Linked DNA regions of Homo sapiens: regions 1 and 3 are each linked to region 2. The links are chromatin contacts, found by Hi-C or POLR2A ChIA-PET in ENCODE. All regions are on one chromosome and are shown on one strand. Each heading gives the region's core, a stretch centred on a gene start or an enhancer-like site at or near the end of the contact. The rest is flanking DNA. Distances are from core to core; before and after follow the strand shown.

Region 1 (2,700 bases), core at 132-2,631, 1.4 Mb after region 2:
GCCCAGAGGCCACACCTACTCCACCACGGAGGCCCAGCCAATTAGCCACTTCCCTGCACTTTTGAAAGGGGATCCAGCCGGGAAGAGTCACAGGATCCCAGGAGGCAGGCCCTGAAAGGCAGGGGCAGCTGGGTGCCCGGCAGGGCTATTTGGGGCTCAGTAGCGGCAGCTTGGGTTCTCTCTCTCCCCAGGCCCCAGACTCATGCCCCCTCCAGGAGCAAGAGGAAGTGGTGTGATTCTTGAAGGGTGTCATCAGTTGTCACAGGGACAAGACCCCACCTCTGCCCTGCTCCTCTAACCTCTGTTCCTGGCATGAGCAAACTGCTCACAAGTGGCCAGAGGCCAGCGAGAAGGGGAAAAGGGCGCCAGACCACGTGCCCAGGAAGGCATCAGAGTGCGGGCTTGGGGTGGGGTGGAGGCAGGACAGGCCAGCCCAGGAAGGTCACTCTGTGAGGTTACGTGCCCCACCAGGTGGGACGCCAGCCCCGGAGCTGTTCCCTCAGCCCCATTCCCGAACACTTAAGAACCACACTGTGCAAAGTTTGGAGAGTCCGGGATCATAACCTCCACTTTGCCACCAGCTCCGAGTGACCTTGGGGAAGCCAGCTGTGGCACTCGGCCTCAGTTTCCCTCCTGCACAGGGAAGGAAGTTGGTAGGTCCTGCACAATCTCTGGGGTGCCCTGTGACCCATTCCAATGGGGTAAGGAAGGCCGCCTTCCTCACGCTGCCCCCTGCGTGGACACTTGGACCTGGTCTGGAGTGAATTGTTCTGTGGGGCTGGGAACACGCGCGGGGGCGGGGGGGGCTGTCAATGGGGAGGAGGGGTCCGTTCCAGGGCAGATGGGGCCTCAACTTCCCCAGGTCTCTCGGGTGGAAGGGGCTGCTCGCTCGTTGGGGGCCGCCCAGCCGGGAAGCTCCACGTGAGGCCGCCCTCTCCCTCGCGCCCCCTCGTGCTTACACTTACATTTCGCCTCCTTCCAGTCGGTGGAGGTGCTCAGGTCCACCTTCGCCGCCATGGCCAGGGGGGCCCAAGTGCGCACCCCGGCTGTCCGCCCCACCGCCGCCGCCCCCCACGCCCCAACTCCCGCCGAGGTCCGCGCACGGCGGCCGAACACGCCCAGGAACGCCGGGGGACCGCACGTGCTGCTGCGGGTCCTCGTGGCACCCGCCAAGTGTCCGGGCCGGGGGCGCGGGGGGACGAGCAGCTGCCCCGCCGCGCGCAGCTGTGCCAGGCGGCCGGACAGTCGGCTCTGTAGAGACATGAGCGGGCGGCGCGGGACGGCTCTCCGCCCACTTGGACTCTATTTACGGCGCTCGGGAGTGTCTCTCCCTTATTTACTCTGGGACCGGGTGGCGACTGCCAGCCAGCGGCGACCTGCTCGGAGCCAGCGGGAGGCGCGGCCAGAAAACCCGGGAGCGCCGCTGGGCACCCTGGAACTTGTAGTCCGGGCCGCCGGATGGGCCCACGCACTCGTATACACACGTGCGCGCCCGCCCGGGCTCCCAGTGTCGCGGATGGAGCCCCGCCTGAGCCCTTCGACTTCTCCCGTGGCCGCCAGGCGCCTCCCCTCCGCGAGACCTCGGCCGCCTCTAACTTTCTGGTTGGCTGAGCGTCGGCTTCCCCGGCACGGGCTGAAGCCCCCGGGCCTTCCACGCAGCCCCGGGCCCCTCTGCCGCTCGGCCCCGCGGCGGAGCAGGCGCGCCGGCCGCTGCGTATCGAGCTGGGAGAGCCTGGCGCGGCTTCCGCAGTGCCGAGCGTTTTGCAGCCTGGGAGACCCGGGCTTCTCTCCCCGCGGGTCAGCAGGGCACCGCCTCCACACCCCAGCCTGCCCTCCTAGGGACAGGTGCGACGAACGGGTAAATCCGGTTTGGGGACTTCTCCCCAGAGCCTCTGCCTTCTAACAGCCCCGGGGCCAAGGCTCAGCTGGAGCAGAATCTAGGACAGCTGGGGAGGAGAGTCGAGGGTGGAAATAGTGGAATTTGGAGGCAGGAAACTTAGGCTTCAAGTGGCGTTCAAGGGTGGAAGGATTGGGGTGATGTTTTTGTGTGTGTCTGTGTGTTTTTTTTTTTTTTTCTTTTCTTTTTTAAACAAAAACCGGCCGGGCGCGGTGGCTCACGCCTGTAATCCCAGCACTTTGGTAGGCCGAGTTGGGTGGATCACGAGGTCAGGAGTTCGAGGCCTGCCTGGCCAACATGGCGAAACCCCGTCTCTACTAAAAATACAAAAATTATGCAGGCGTGGTGGTGCATGCCTGTTAATTACAGCTACTCGGGAGGCTGAGGCAGGAGAATCACTTGAACCCGGAAGGCGGAGGTTGCGGTGAGCCGAGATCGTGCCATTGCACTCCAGCCTGGGTGACAGAACGAGACTCTGTCTCAAAGAAAACAAAACAAAAAACACGAGGATGGATTTTTAAGTACTTTTATATATTTTTATGTACTATTAATATTACTTTATGATAAATATAATGAATACAGGCCGGGCCATTATAATAATATAATGAATGTAATAATGAATAATGAATAAGTGCTCACACCTGTAATCCCAGCACTTTGGGAGGCTGAGGCAAGAGGATTATTAGAGGCCAGGAGTTCAAGACCAGCCTGGGCAATATAGTGAGACCCCCTCATCTCTACCCGCCCCCACACAAAAAAATTACCCTGGTATGGTGGTAGACACTCACCTCTAGTCCCAGCTA
Region 2 (2,700 bases), core at 201-2,700:
CCGAGTAGCCGGGATTACAGGCATGAGCCACCAGTGCCCGGCGCATGTAACATTTTTTAACAGAGGATGAAATAGTCATGGATTTCCTACACTTCAGCCTGGGCGACACAGCAAGACTCCGTCTCAAAAAAAAAAAAAAAAAAAAAAAGAGTTAATCTATAATCTGAGAACAGAAGTTGTAAACTATATGTGACTCGCAGTCATATCTCTCTCGAGGCTTAAAGTGTTTTTTGGGCTTCCAATAGCTCTTAAATTTTTTTTTTTTTTTGAGACTCCGTCTTGCTTTGTCGCCAGGCTGGAGTGCAGTGGCGCGATCTCAACTCACTGCACCCTCCGCCTCCCGGGTTCAAGCGATTCTCCTGCCTCAGCCTCCTGAGTAGCTGGGACTACAGACGCCTGCCACCACGCCCGGCCAATTTTTTGTATTTTTAGTAGAGACGGGGTTTCGCCATGTTAGCCAGGATGGTCTCAATCTCCTGACCTCATGATCTGCCCGCCTCGGCCTCTCAAAGTGCTGGTATTACAGGCGTAAACCACAGCGCCCGGCCTAAATTTCATTATTTTCTGTAGCTTCTTGGCCTTTTGGCTAAGGCTCGTAAACATTTTTTTTTTATTTCTACACCAATTTCTGTAGATTATTATGAGAATTAAGGGAGAGAATTATATCAAGCGCTTAGCACAGTGTCTGGCATCTAGGAAGAAAGTAGTAAGTGATAGCATTTATTTATTTATTTATTTTATTTATTGAGATGGAGTTTCGCTCTTGTTGCCCAGGCATCTAGGAAGAAAGCAGTAAGTGGTAGCATTTATCAATCTATCTATCTATCTATCTATCTATCTATTATCTATCTATCTATCTATCTATCTATCTATCTATCTATCTATCTATCTATCTGTTGAGATGGAGTTTCGCTCTTGTTGCCCAGGCTGGAGTTCAGTGGCAAGATCTCGGGCCGCCTCCCAGGTTCAAGCAATTCAGATAGTTGCCGACCGGGCGCGGTGGCTCACTCCTGTAATCCCAACACTTTGGGAGGCCGAGGTGGGTGGATCACCTGAGGTTGGGAGTTTGAGACCAGCCTGACCAACATGGAGAAACCCCATCTCTACTAAAAATACAAAATTAGTCAGGTGTGGTGGCACATGCCTTTAATCCCAGCTACTCGGGAGGATGAGGCAGGAGAATCGCTTGAACCCGGGAGGCGGAGGTTGCAGTGAGCCGAGATCGCGCCACTGCACTCCAGCCTGGGCAACAGAGGGAGACTCCGCCTCAAAAAAAAAAGTTGTCGTTTGATGGCTGGGGGGCGGGGGTGAGGGGCGGGGCTTAGTGGTTCTCGCCCACGACGGCGAGGCCCAATCAGACCCGCGGAGCTGGTGGAGTTCCGCCCTCGCGGAGGAGGTGGTGTTCCGCCCTCCTAGTCGCAGCAAGCGCGGAACTGGGGTTGCGGCGTCTAAGTGTTTCCGGTGGATTCCCAGGGACTGTCGGAGGTGTGGACTCTGCCTGCCTACCTGGTCTGGGAAGATGTTCTACCATGTGAGCAGGGCTCAGGGTGGCGGCAAGGGCTGGGTGGAAAGGAAGAGCAAGGCCAGGCGCCGGCGCGAGACTCCCCTTGTCGTCCAATAACCTGCCAGCGCCTGGCCTGGTCGCCATCCCACTTTTCTCCGCAGATCTCCCTAGAGCACGAAATCCTGCTGCACCCGCGCTACTTCGGCCCCAACTTGCTCAACACGGTGAAGCAGAAGCTCTTCACCGAGGTGGAGGGGACCTGCACAGGGAAGTGAGTGTCGAGCTCACCGCACCGCCAGATCGTTCGATGCGCACACGGGGCGCTATACCTGCAACCCCTCCCCAACTCCTACTCGTCCTGCCACCCACTCTGGGGACCCCTCTCCTCTCTCAGGCAGCCAGTTGCTTCCTGCTTTGGGTTCCCAGGGCGCCCTCTGCAATGCTGGACAATAAGACTTCCTTCTCTCAGCTGAGATGGGTCATTCATTGACTCCTCAAACATTTTAAAAACCCTTGGTGTGTGCCAGGACCCGTGTTGGGCTCAGAACAAGGTAGAATGGGAACAAGATAGAATGAGGACAGCCCCTGTGGAGCTCACAGTGTAATCATTGTTCCTGTGTCTGCTCTCCCTCTGTCATTCTGCTGGTTTTCTCTTATCCCCTGTGCCCAGGGACCACACACCATGGGCCTCTATATATCTTCTGAATGAATGACCAGAAAAAGCAGATCGAGAGTTTGGGGGAGGAAGGAAGTAGCCTGGGATTTGACCATCTCTGGGCTTTGCACAGAGGGGCCTCTCTGATATTAATGAGCTGGGACCCAGCTCAGGGCAGTGGAGTACTTGGGCCTCCAGCATCAGAAAAACCTGCAGGAACATGCAGATTCCTGAGCCTCCTTATTCCCTACAGAATCAAGACTGTCTGGGGCAGACCTGAGAATCTGCATTTTAAGAAGATGATTCTCAGGCATCCCGAAGATTGAGATCTGTTGCCTCAAGGACTCCAGCCTTCTTGGACATTTATTGTGAAATTACCAGAACAGCATTTGGTCTTACACATACTGATCTCTGTTCTGTCTTCTTTTGGTCATTAAGCTCTCTGGGAGCAGAGGTGCTATCTACTTGTCCTTTTGCTCTCCCCGACCCTACCCCCAAGAGCTCAGCGACTTTTATTGCAGATGTCTTTAGAGGCTCTTGG
Region 3 (2,700 bases), core at 186-2,685, 1.3 Mb before region 2:
TTACTTTCCAGTGGGGATGGTTCCCTTCCTCCCGTTGCATTGGCAACTGCTCTCTGCCCTTGGGCTGTCTTCCATCCCCCTTCCCCTGCAGTGGGGATGGCAATGGGGGTGGGCCAAAGGGCAGCGTGCTCTCCTGAAGTCAGTCCACTCAGCCAGTTACATGGGTCACACCAGCCGGGTTCAAGAGAAGGCAGGAGGCAGGAGGCTTGGAGCCCGAAAATTTGGCTCCCGGGCTGCAACCTCTATGCATTGTGTGACCGTAAGCAGGGTGCCTAATCCCCGCGAGGCCACTTCTCTCATCTTTCATGTGGGATTATAGTGCTGTCTTTGTAGCTTTGTCCAGAGAATCAGAGGCTCTGTTGTGAGAAAATTCATTGCTGGAGGTGGAGTGAACCTTGTTTCCATCTATCGGTATGGTTTATGGTTAGGAACACAGGCTCTGGAGTCACACTACCTGGCTTCGAATCCAGCTGCTCATCAGCTGGGTGACCTTGGGCACTTCACTCAGCTCAGACTGACCCAGCTCAAGTCATGTCTCTTTGACCCTCAGTTTCTCCATCTTTAAAATCGGGGTGATGAGGGTGTCTACCTCATAGGCTGTGCCAAGGACTCAACGCAATGCTTTCAGCATAGTGCTGGGCACACGTGGGCTCGAAGCCAGTGACAGCCAGTGCTTTTCTGCCAGGAGCTCCCGCAGGAGGGCTCCGGATGGGAGGTGGGGGGAGAAGGCAGGGGGGAACTGCTGCTGGTGGTAGCAGGCGAAGGAAGAAGAGTCATGGAATGAGAGTGGCCATGATTGGTGGCTCAAAGGCGTTCACGTGTCCCAGTCCTCTGTCCACCGCAGCCACACACAGACTTTGAGCGTCGGTGGAGGGATCCTGGCAGGAGAGAGGGGTGTGAGTGTAGCAATGAGGAAGCTGTAGGGCAATTAGGCGGGGCGGAGCCAAGCCCTGGGGCCCGGTAAAACCAGCAGATGTGAAAAGGGCCGGACAGTAACACTGTTTCGAGTTACTACACTGAAGTGATCCCAGCAGGTAGGCCGGCCGCACGCCGCTGGACGTGAATGGCTCGCAGTGACCGCGCCCCTCAGCCCCTCCTTGTGAGCCTCTAGTCCAGAGTCTTTGATCCACCGCCAGCGTTTCCTTCGCCTTCTTGGACCCGCGGCTCTGGGGCGCACACAACCGCACACCAAACAGCGTCGGGCGTCGGGTCTCAGTGCCAGGCTTGGCCGGGGCGGGGAATCTCTCGGCTTGTGCTTGCTCCGCGGTGGGCTGGATGGGCAGGTAGGGGGCGGGCTCCGGCGCTGGGACCCCACTAGGGTGGCGCCTTGGCCCCGCCCCGCCCCGCCCTCCCTCCGCCTCATTGGCAGCCGCACGCGCGTCGGGGTTGCCAGGGCGACGGGTCGCTAAGCTGCGAGTCAGCGCGAACCCTAGCCAGTCGGCCTCCGGCGGAGGCAACGGGGGAGGCCCGAGGGCGGGCGGTGGAGCGCGGCGCGCGGCGGCGGTGCCCCAAGTGGGTGCCTCCTCCCGGCCCCGCACGGCCCCCCTCCCGGCGCGGGGGAAGGCCGGGGCGGGGGGCCCGGGGGCCGGCGCGGCTCCGGCACCGTCGGGGCGGCTGGGGGGCGGCCGGGGCGGGGCGATGCCTGGCGGTGGCAGTGGCGGCGGCCCCGGCCGGGGCCCGTGACCATGGGCATCGCCGAGTCCACGCCGGATGAGCTGCCGTCGGACGCAGAGGAGCAGCTGCGCAGCGGCGACCAGCAGCTGGAGCTGAGCGGGCGGCGGTTGCGGCGGCTGCCCAGCGCAGTGTGCGCGCTGAGCCGCCTGCAGAAGCTGTATGTGAGCGGCACGGGGCTGCGCGAGCTGCCGGAGGAGATCGAGGAGCTGCGCGAGCTGCGCATCCTGGCGCTGGACTTCAACAAGCTCGAGCGACTGCCTGACGGCCTGTGCCGCCTGCCGCGCCTCACGCGCCTCTATCTGGGCGGCAACCGGCTGCTGGCGCTGCCCGCCGACTTCGCGCAGTTGCAGAGCCTGCGCTGCCTCTGGATCGAGGGCAACTTCTTGCGGCGCTTCCCGCGGCCGCTGCTGCGCCTGGTGGCGCTGCAGTCGCTCCAGATGGGCGACAACCGGCTGCGCGCGCTGCCGGCCGAGCTGCCGCGCATGACGGGCTTGCGCGGCCTCTGGCTCTACGGCAACCGCTTCGAGGAGTTCCCGCCCGCGCTGCTGCGCATGGGCCGCCTGCACATCCTCGACCTCGACCGCAACCGCCTGGGCGGCTTCCCCGACCTGCACCCGCTGCGCGCGCTGCGCGTCTTCTCCTACGACCACAACCCCGTCACCGGGCCCCCGCGCGTCGCGGACACCGTGTTCCTCGTGGGCGAGGGCGCCGTCGAGCGCATGGCGGAGCGCGACGAGCCCACGCCCCGGCCTCCGCCCCGGCGCCCAGCGCGGGCCTTTGAGGATGAGGAGGAGGAAGACCTGCTCATAGGCGGCGCTGGTTCCCGGGCTCTGGGCGCCCCCGGGGGCAGCTTCCGCGCCCTGGAAGCCGCTCCAGGACTGGGCACCTGAGCCTATGTTCTGGCTGATGGGCTTCAGCCACTCTGAGAGGAGGGGCTCTAGGAAGCTTTGGCTGGTTAGGCCTGCGGGACTGGTGGGTCCCTACTTAGGTCAATGGAACGGCTACTTTTGGCGAGTTGCCGGGCAC

The links. A loop is a pair of places that touch in the nucleus more often than their neighbours do. ChIA-PET counts read pairs that join two places held with the same protein, here RNA polymerase II (POLR2A).
Region 1: a map of vagina shows a loop between it and region 2 (6-fold over the local background). The contact joins the promoter of MACROD1 here to the promoter of POLR2G in region 2. A Hi-C loop is called at or near these places in 1 of 168 maps with a recorded cell type or tissue (vagina). POLR2A ChIA-PET finds 5 or more read pairs at or near these places in 2 of 52 experiments (WTC11 and activated CD4-positive, alpha-beta T cell).
Region 3: a map of posterior vena cava shows a loop between it and region 2 (8-fold over the local background). The contact joins the promoter of LRRC10B here to the promoter of POLR2G in region 2. A Hi-C loop is called at or near these places in 1 of 168 maps with a recorded cell type or tissue (posterior vena cava). POLR2A ChIA-PET finds 5 or more read pairs at or near these places in 1 of 52 experiments (PC-9).

Annotation. Positions count from the first base shown.
Region 1 is chr11:64,164,732-64,167,431 of GRCh38, forward strand. MACROD1 (mono-ADP ribosylhydrolase 1) reads right to left here and starts at 1,382. Exons shown (of 11, transcript NM_014067.4): 1 at 966-1,382. The coding sequence starts at 1,263. It overlaps LOC105369339 (a long non-coding RNA gene), which reads left to right and starts at 1,507. Exons shown (of 3, transcript XR_950187.3): 1 at 1,507-1,858. RefSeq lists an enhancer at 901-1,401 and silencers at 939-1,038, 1,169-1,248, 1,509-1,768.
Region 2 is chr11:62,760,130-62,762,829 of GRCh38, forward strand. POLR2G (RNA polymerase II subunit G) reads left to right here and starts at 1,451. Exons shown (of 8, transcript NM_002696.3): 1 at 1,451-1,531; 2 at 1,666-1,775. The coding sequence starts at 1,520. RefSeq lists an enhancer at 1,460-1,659.
Region 3 is chr11:61,507,314-61,510,013 of GRCh38, forward strand. It overlaps LRRC10B (leucine rich repeat containing 10B), which reads left to right and starts at 1,436. Exons shown (of 1, transcript NM_001145077.2): 1 at 1,436-2,700. The coding sequence starts at 1,686. The coding sequence ends at 2,564. MIR4488 (microRNA 4488) reads left to right here and starts at 1,283; the gene lies at 1,283-1,344.